Linked DNA regions of Homo sapiens: all the other regions are linked to region 1. A link is a contact called in ENCODE Hi-C or POLR2A ChIA-PET data. All regions are on one chromosome and are shown on one strand. Each heading gives the region's core, a stretch centred on a gene start or an enhancer-like site at or near the end of the contact. The rest is flanking DNA. Distances are from core to core; before and after follow the strand shown. Region 1 has its middle 36 kb from the start of LDLRAD3. Region 2 has its middle 430 kb from the start of LINC02760. Region 3 overlaps EHF (ETS homologous factor).

Region 1 (2,856 bases), core at 201-2,700:
TAAGGTAAATGCTTTTGCCTGAATATCCCTAATCTCATTGTGACAGGTTTGTATCCAGCCTGGTTATAGCCAGGACTAACTCTTCTCCCACGTTCTTGCTAATTGGCAGCAGCAGACAGTGTGTGAGTTGGGATATGTGAAAGATGGAGAAAAACAAAAATAAAGCCAAACTCTAAAACTCCAATCATCTTTAATTAGTCAAGAAAAATCAACAGCTTGAGAATGTACACCTACTAAGACAGCGAGAAGGGATGGCTACAAAGTGCTTCTGTCTCTAAGGATCTTGTGCCCCTCATTTAATCTTCCCTGGCGTTTGTTTGTTCCACATGTTAAAAAATGTTATCCTCTGTTTTTACCAGAGGTAGCAGTGCTTAATTTAGAAATTTTAAAAATGCAGAAATATCCGTAATAGATCTGGTGCTACAAGGTCATTCTCCCTGTCTCTGTTTCTCTCCCTGATGGTAGAGAATATCCTATATTGTGAGAATAAAAATAGCCAGAGTCAGATGTCAGTTAATCAGAGTCTACCTAACAGGATGGTTAATCAAAGCACTTTTTTTTTTTCTGTTTAACAACGTGGAATAGTGAAAACATCATCAACTTTGATTCTCTGGAGCCTGGGCTTAAAATCTTCCATGGCTTTCTAGCTGTGTGACTTTAACAAAATCAATGTACTTCTCTGAGACTCAGCTTCCACACTAGTAAAATGGTTTTGTTATAAATACACACACACACACACACACACACACACACATATACACACATATTTTTTTTTGAGATGGAGTCACACTATGTTTCCCAGGCTGGAGTGCAGTGGCACGATCTCGGCTTACTGGAACCTCCACCTCCCGGGTTCAAGTGATTCTCCTGCCACAGCCTCCCAAGAAGCTAGGATTATAGGTTCCCACCACCACGCCCAGCTAATTTTTTATTTTTTGTAGAGACCGGGTTTCACCATGTTGGCCAGGCTGGTCTCAAACTCCTGATCTCAAGTGATCCACCCACCTCGGCCTCCCAAAGCGCTGGGATTACAGGCATGAGCCACCAGGCATGGCCTCGTTTTGTTATTACTAGTAGGTAGTGTGTGATAAGGATAAAAGTAAACAATACATGCAAAGCAAATTGTTGGAACTCAATAGATATTAGTCCCATTCCCTGCCTCTCCAAGACACAACATAACACCTCCCATTCACATAATACACAGTTATTTGTTGTTGTTACTGTTGAGTGTTTTGTTGAATACTTTTAGAAAAAAGAGTAAAAAGTATTAGAAACCAAACCAATAGTGAAGATTTAAATCAAACAAAGGCAACGTCTGTAGCAAGGTCTGGGGTGAATTTATGACAGGTATGACTCATTGTCTTCAGTTTTCTATGCACAAAGGAAATGAGAACTGGCAGTTCTTCAGGATGACCCTAGCATTCTGCAAGATCCTCAATCATCTCTGAAAAGGGACACTGTGTTCCTTTTTGGTTAGGACTGTTTGGTTGCAAGTAACATAAGCTGCCTCAAGCTGGCTTGCATATGCATTTTGAGGTGTGTGTGTACACGTGCCTGTGTGTGGTGAAGGGGTAGTTCAAAGTGCCTTATGGAGCCAAAACTTGTAGAAACTACTCACTGTATATCTTTTTCATTTTTACTTTCCCTTACACTAGTTTTTGCTTCTTGTCCCAAATGGCAGAAAAATTGCTGCCCCACAATTCTAGAGGTTATGTTATAGATCCAAGCGCATGAAGAGACTGATGCAACCAGAGTTTCCCCCAATTTGAAATTCTCAGAGAAAGAAGCTGATTGGTTTAGCTAAGTTCCGCTGTACACCTCAGCTCCAATCATCTGTGGCTAGGAAGACAGCATTGCACAAACACAGGTGAAGGAGGCTTACTCCTAAGATCCTGAGGATGGAAATAAAAGAGGAGTTTCAAAGGGTGGGGAAAGGTGAGTGTCATTAGGTATAGACACACCAAAGGTGTCATTCCAGTTTAAGTAGTAGGGGGGAAGTGAACTAATATAGAATAATTTTTAACAGCCAGAGCCAGAATCTAAAAGGGTTTTGGCTTAGCATGGTGGCTCACACTTGTAATTGCAACACTTTGGGAGGCTGAGGTGGGAGGATCACTTGAGCCCAGGAGTTTGAGACCAGCCTGGGCAACATAATGAGACCCCGTTCTACAAAAATAAAAATAAAAACAAATTAGCCAGGCATGGTGGTGCATGCCTGAAGTCCCAGCTACTCAGGAGGCTGAGGCAGGAGGATCTCTTGAAGGAGTTCAAGGTTGCAGTGAGCTATTATCACACTACTGAACCCCAGTCTGGGCAGCAGAACAACATTCTGCCTATTAAAAAATGAAAGTAAGAAGGTTTTTTTAAATATATACATACCATAGTTAAGCCAAAAAATTCAATTAGACCAAACTTATTTTACCTTTCATGTCAATTATAGCAGACACAGATGCTTGCCTACCTAACAGCCTATTCTCTTTTCTTCTAAGTTGACCGTACCACACATTTACTTGGGTGTCTGCTCCATCATCTTATCAGTCATAGATAACCCCCATCCCTGTGTTTAGATGTAAATTAGTCTAATAGGTGCATTGTGATCCTATTTGCTGTCTAGTTAGTGGCTTAGACATAAGCATGTGATACAATTCTAGCCACTAAAACTCGATAGACAGTCTGCTGATAGGCCTTTTGCAAAGATTTTTTTATTCTCAGTGATGAAAAGAAACTCATAGGAACACTCCTTCTTCTTTTAGATACTTTTAGATCTGGCTGTGATGCGCGGGACTGTGGCAGCCACCTTAGGCCCATGAGGGGACTTAGCATGAGAATGGAAGAACTGAAAGATAGAAAGAACTT
Region 2 (2,856 bases), core at 119-2,618, 1.6 Mb before region 1:
ATCCCTCATTTCCATCACGGCCTGAACTAGTTTTTCAGGTTTACTTTGGAATGTCCTTGGCTGAGAGGCGGGATCCATTCAATTGGTTGGGAGTCTTAGAATTTTATTTTTGGTTTACAATATTGAGATGCTGCACAACAAGTATAAATTTATCACCATTTTCTCAGCATTTTAAAAAGGTAATTACTCAAGGTGTGTTAAAAAAGCAGTTAAGAAATATTGGTTGAATAATTTTAAAATATATTTCTGAAACTGAAAATCACAGACTTAGCTTATACCACACACAGCAATCATCTGAAATAATTTCCTCAAAACTAAAAGGGCAAGACCCAATACTGGTGACTTGGCAATTATCAGAGAGAACTGCTACATAACATTAACACTAAATAGATCCAGGTTTCAGTTTGCTTCATTCCAATAAGATGATGGCTGTTTGCTTATCTTAGCCATAGATAGAGGGTGGGTGGCGTGCGTTCCCTCAGGTCCCATTTTTTTCCCCCACAGCTGATATCATTATGAATCATAGCCCTCGGTTTCAGTGAGCATAGGTCTTGTCTCAGATTCCTTCTCAACATTCCATGAGAAAAAACTAATTTGTCATAACTACTTAGGCTGTAGTTTTTATGAAGCTATAATTTAGAAATCTATGCAGGAAGTAATAAGGGTTTGACATTAACTCATGACGAATAATAAAGAGTGCCTTTGATCCTTTTTCTCCTGGGCACATATTTTATGAAAATATATACCTTCCATTAATGAGTCCAAAAAAAGAGACTAACAACAATGTTGAGATAAAATAGATACCACTTAATAATTACCCAGTATGTCCCAAACACTGTGATAAGTGCTTTACTCTTCTTATCTTGTTTAATCTCAATAACAATTCTATGAGATAAGAAATGATATATCTGCAGTTGCTGAGAAGGAAACCAAGGCTTAGAGAAGTGAAATAACATGCTCAAGATTACTGAAAAATTCGCTGACAGCCAATATTTGCTAGCCAGTTGTTCTGACTCCAAAGCCTATCATCTTAACAATTACACTAAAGTGCCTCTCCACCTCAGCTACAAAGTCCAGTATTCAGAGACAGACTGCTCTTTGCTGAGAAAGTTGCATTGCAATGACCTCATTGTGTAGCGCTTGAAAAGAGTCCTTTCTCATTAATTAAGGAAAATTCCCTTTTGGCAAGAGCAGTCCCCACTGTAATGAAAGCAAAGCACTGGTCTTCAATTTAATAGGGATGCTTTCAGCTCTGAGGGCAAGGAAGGAGGCAGCTCTGAGTCATTACTTATTGCCACACTCAGTCAGTGGAACAATCATCAAACATAGAGGGCCACATTCTTTACTCCAGGTTGCCAGAGCAAAAATAGTGCTTCCTCTCACTTTCAACCTCAGCTTATTTGATTATGAATCAGCTGTTACTAACTTTAGAGCAGTGGTTACCGCTTGGGGTCTAGTAAGGATGTGATGAGGTCCACATGCTGTCGTTGTTACTTCCAAAGCCTAATAGTTGTGCTAAGACTTTATAGATTAATGAAGACACAAAATGCCCCTGATTTTGATAAGGATGTTACCAAATGAATGTGGTTATTGTAAGATGAAACCCCAAAGCTGCATGTATTTCCCTCCAAAAGTCTGGATTGCAGGCACTTTCCCACTGCATTCACATCTCTGCTTTAAATTGTCTCCATCCCCTATGATACTGTCACTTGTGCTATAGATGTCAGCAGGAAATGAACCAGAAAGGCTTATAATAATGGCTTTCATTGAAGGTCAACATACTGATATATTGTAGTGATTACATTTGGTAGAGCAACACAATGAAACCAAAGATACGGGGTTACTGAACTCTGAGTCTAAAAGCCAACATTTATATTTATGCAATACTACTTGTTTCTTCCCCCATTTTCACTTGTGGAACAGAAAGTGGCTAGCAGAGGATGCCAACATTTAGCATATACTATTAATGTGTAGTAGAAACTAGGTAATGTTTTATAGTCACACATTTATTCCCTACAACAACCCAATGAAGCAAGACCAATTATTGTCCCTGGGTGAAGGAAATGAGTTTCTGAGACATGGGGCCCCACAGTTAACAAGCCGCTCAGTTGAAATTCACAGCACCCTGATATGTCACCCTAAATTTCAAAGATAGGGTGGGGCCTTTCTCACAGGTTCCAGATCTGCTGCTTCTTTTCGCTTACTTGGCTCCTTGTGCAAACACTGGTCATAACATTAATCCTGAGCATCTTCACATTGTTGGTGTACAGTCTCTGTCTCTTGAATTTGGGCTGTGGCTTCCTATACAAGAACAATCCTCATTTGTTTCACATTAGGAACACTGGATCCCATTCAAATGAAACCACATACTTTATTGATATCTATCCTATCTACCTTATGAGAAAATATCATTTGGGTATAAAAAATGATCTTCAGAAGCCCAGATCACTGTCTGATACGGATACCTTTCAATAGAGTTTCAATGATTAAAAATTAGTGCAAGTACAAGGCTCTAGATCAGAAGAAAAAATAAGAAGAGTAAGTTTCCACTATTACCCACTACAATAGTCAGAGTCATGTGGTTTTACATCTTCCCAGGATGACTCTGTAATATAGCACATGAGATTTTAGCTGAATGCTCTTATCTGGCCCTATCATTCTCTTGATAGTGTGGTGCAGGAGATAAAAGTTTGAGATCAGAAAAACATGGGTTTGAATCCCAACTCTATTACTTAAAAGCTATGTGAATTCAAAGAAATTACAACTCCCTGGACTGAATGGTAGCTACCTTCCTCAAAAAAAAAAAAAAAAAAACCCTCTGAAATACTACAAAAACATGATCTCCATAAAGGTGAA
Region 3 (2,856 bases), core at 241-2,740, 1.3 Mb after region 1:
CAGAAATGGTGGCCGGCACATAATCTCCCTTTGCACATAACAGATTTCACACAAGCCTTTCTTGCCAAGAATCAGGTTCACTTCTGTAATGCTCTTGTTAGTAGAAAAGATAATTTCAATCTGACAATTCTATATTTCCCAACGTTCATGGGCCCTTTCAACCATCTTATCACCCAGCTAATCAAGACTCAGTGTTCCCAGCAATTTCTCGAAACGTCATGGCAGGATGGAGAGAGGGATTTAATAAGACCTCAGTAAACAAGAAACCTCTCATCCTGGTTAAGAATTTCTCTCCTGGCATTGTCACTAGCAGGGCCTGCACCTGACTTGGGTTTCTCTGAAATCCGAGAGGACAAATTCACAGGAAATGCAAGGAGACTTCACTCTCCCTCCCTGTAGGTTGCAGGGTGAGGTTGCAACATCCCATCAGGATGTGACAATATTGCGACAGGTCTGGCATCCACCCCGGTTTCCAAGTGATACATCACTCTGACAGGGCCACGTTGTACTGCAGACAAAGAGTGGCATTTACCCAGCAGGCCACAAGCAAAGCTCATTTTCAAATGACATCCAGGAGGGATGCAGGGCCATTATTTCAGAGCCAGGAGTTGAATTCAGAAAAATACAAGAGTCTCTCAGTATATTGGCCTCAATTATTGTTTGTGGGTTCCTAGTTGATCTAGAATCAGTTACTTCAGAGTTCAGGTGCCTTTGTGAATAAGACGAAAACCTTGGACCCTCTCCTCAGAAAAAAATGCACATATATGTACACATGAAATTTTGTCAACAATTTCAGGGGGCTGTGGCCCATGCAGCAGTCCATGGACTCTAAAACCTCTACACTAGATAAACCATGAGGAAATATTCTTTGAGTTGTCAGCCGTTTACCCAAGCTAGGCTCCACCCAGCTAGGAACGTTCTTTTTTTAATCCCCAAATAAAAATCTTTCCATCATCATAAAGGGGAATAAGCAGTCAAAGGCAAAAGAAGAACCTAATTTCTTCCAGACCTCTCTGCCTGTTGCAGTGTGCAGGGGTAAGCCGTGGAATCACTGGCCTGCTTTACCACTGATATCTTTTGATCTTTAACCTCTCTTTAATATGTGTCCTTCTTCTGCCCTAGGATAAAAGTCAAGACCTTTGAAGTTAGCCATGTGGTTAAGTGATTCATTCTTATAAAATAATGGCTTGCCCTGGAGAAGTTGTCCAGCCTGGCTTTCTCTTGCTTGGCTCCCAGGCACTCCAGGCCAAGGTCCTATCCAGTCCAGGCAGGGGCAGCAACAAGCCACAGGTTTGTGATGCAAGTGAGAGAGCGTGACTTCAGCTAAGCTGCTTCGCAAGAAGCAAAGATTAGAAGCATTTGCATATGATTCAGCTGTGAGCCATTTCTTTACGGGATATACAAATTTCAGTGTTCTAATAGACCGTGCCACCCTAGCTTTAGGCTCAACAAGTCAGTGGATAAACACATCAAGCCCGAGCTGGCATGACAGGCTGGAGGACTGTCGAGCAGAACAGGACACCGGCAGCGGGCATTTTATGAAATGGGCAGATGACAGAGAAATCAAAACAAAGCCTATTTCCCCACCTGCGTTTATCACAGAGGGCATCAGTTTACGCTGGGCCTCGCCTTAGCTCAGCTGGTAACTAGCATTAAAACATAGAAAGATATTTCACTGCATTCAATTACATGGGAGCTCGAAAAATAAAGACTCAGGCAAATGACCAAGGTTTTTCCGGGGTTCTGCTTCCATGCAGTAGAGACTATAAACTATTCTGAAAGAAACTGACCCATATAAGGCTGTAATTAACTATCCTACTGAAGGGCTATTACCCCAATGAATACACCAACCCCAGAGACTGCATTGATTCTTTAGGGCCTGGGTGATTGATCTCATTTTCCAGCCTGGGTTACAATCACAGGATAGAAATGGGGAGCTGCAGCAAACAAGGATCAGAAGGGTAAGGAGAGAAGATTCCTGAGCCCATCTTAAGAAGGACTATTGAAAAATACAATCGGTGGACTCAGGAGAGAGCGAGTTCCTTGCTACTGCAAATGCAAAAGCAGAAACTGGCCTCTAAGGCCCCTATTGATTTTGAGATTCTAGAAGGTGTAAGTCAAGATGTAGAAAAGAGGATGGCCCAGCTGTCAGGGCAGCAGAGCTGTAACTATGATGTTTTTGTTTCCCGGGTGCCTCAAGACCTACTAGCCCCTGAGGCTCAGGAAGTGGTTGGTTCAGCTTTATTCTTAGTTGGAATTTTTTGCCGTAAGTCAAAGACCCAAGTGGAAGGATGGAAGGATGGAAGGATGGAAGGATGGAAGGATGGAAGGATGGAAGGATGTGGGAGATGACACTGTAGGAAGTCGCAGAGGAACTCAGAGTGTGACTTGGGAGGTTTCCTCAGCCCTGAACCCCATGGTCTTGACTGAGTGGCAATGATTGCCACAGAAATTTTACCCCGGTTGGCTCAGTTCCCCCAGAATAGCAAATACACAGCCAAGCCTTGCCAGTGTTTGATCTATTCCCTAATTTTAACAAATACCTCAAGTGACACATAATGCTAAGGACCACTGGGGGAAGGAGAAGTCGAGAGCTATGCTGGCCTCAGCTCTTAATCTCAATTCCAGAAGCATTTACATTGGCTCCCAGCCCCATCTCATTTAAGGGGCTTGACCCAAACAAAACCTCAAACCAAAACCTTTCATTATTTCAGTTCTCAAAAGCAAAAACAAAAACAGAAAAAAAGAGGAAGGAAGGGTTGCAGACTAATTTCTTTCACAAAGACCCAATTAAATCCCATTTCTGAAGTTGCTCCAAATTTAATTCCAGGAGAGAGGCACTATCACTTGTGACTG

The links. A loop is a pair of places that touch in the nucleus more often than their neighbours do. ChIA-PET counts read pairs that join two places held with the same protein, here RNA polymerase II (POLR2A). Pooled maps may share reads with other maps.
Region 2: a map with no recorded cell type shows a loop between it and region 1 (15-fold over the local background). The contact joins two enhancer-like sites. A Hi-C loop is called at or near these places in 3 of 37 single-sample maps with no recorded cell type and 2 of 50 pooled maps.
Region 3: a map with no recorded cell type shows a loop between it and region 1 (7-fold over the local background). The contact joins two enhancer-like sites. A Hi-C loop is called at or near these places in 1 of 37 single-sample maps with no recorded cell type and 2 of 50 pooled maps. POLR2A ChIA-PET finds 5 or more read pairs at or near these places in 1 of 52 experiments (naive thymus-derived CD8-positive, alpha-beta T cell).

Annotation. Positions count from the first base shown.
Region 1 is chr11:35,906,810-35,909,665 of GRCh38, reverse strand. No RefSeq gene overlaps it. Among named protein-coding and RNA genes, the nearest start is that of LDLRAD3, 36 kb to the left of the region's middle. Within about 2 kb of position 1,450, at least 8 of the 41 ENCODE cell types and tissues checked have a DNase peak (open chromatin) inside an H3K27ac peak, as active enhancers do.
Region 2 is chr11:37,502,748-37,505,603 of GRCh38, reverse strand. No RefSeq gene overlaps it. Among named protein-coding and RNA genes, the nearest start is that of LINC02760, 430 kb to the left of the region's middle. RefSeq lists an enhancer at 1-1,029. Within about 2 kb of position 1,368, at least 3 of the 41 ENCODE cell types and tissues checked have a DNase peak (open chromatin) inside an H3K27ac peak, as active enhancers do.
Region 3 is chr11:34,652,627-34,655,482 of GRCh38, reverse strand. The region is part of intron 6 of EHF (ETS homologous factor); the gene reads right to left. Among named protein-coding and RNA genes, the nearest start is that of EHF, 33 kb to the right of the region's middle. Within about 2 kb of position 1,490, at least 20 of the 41 ENCODE cell types and tissues checked have a DNase peak (open chromatin) inside an H3K27ac peak, as active enhancers do.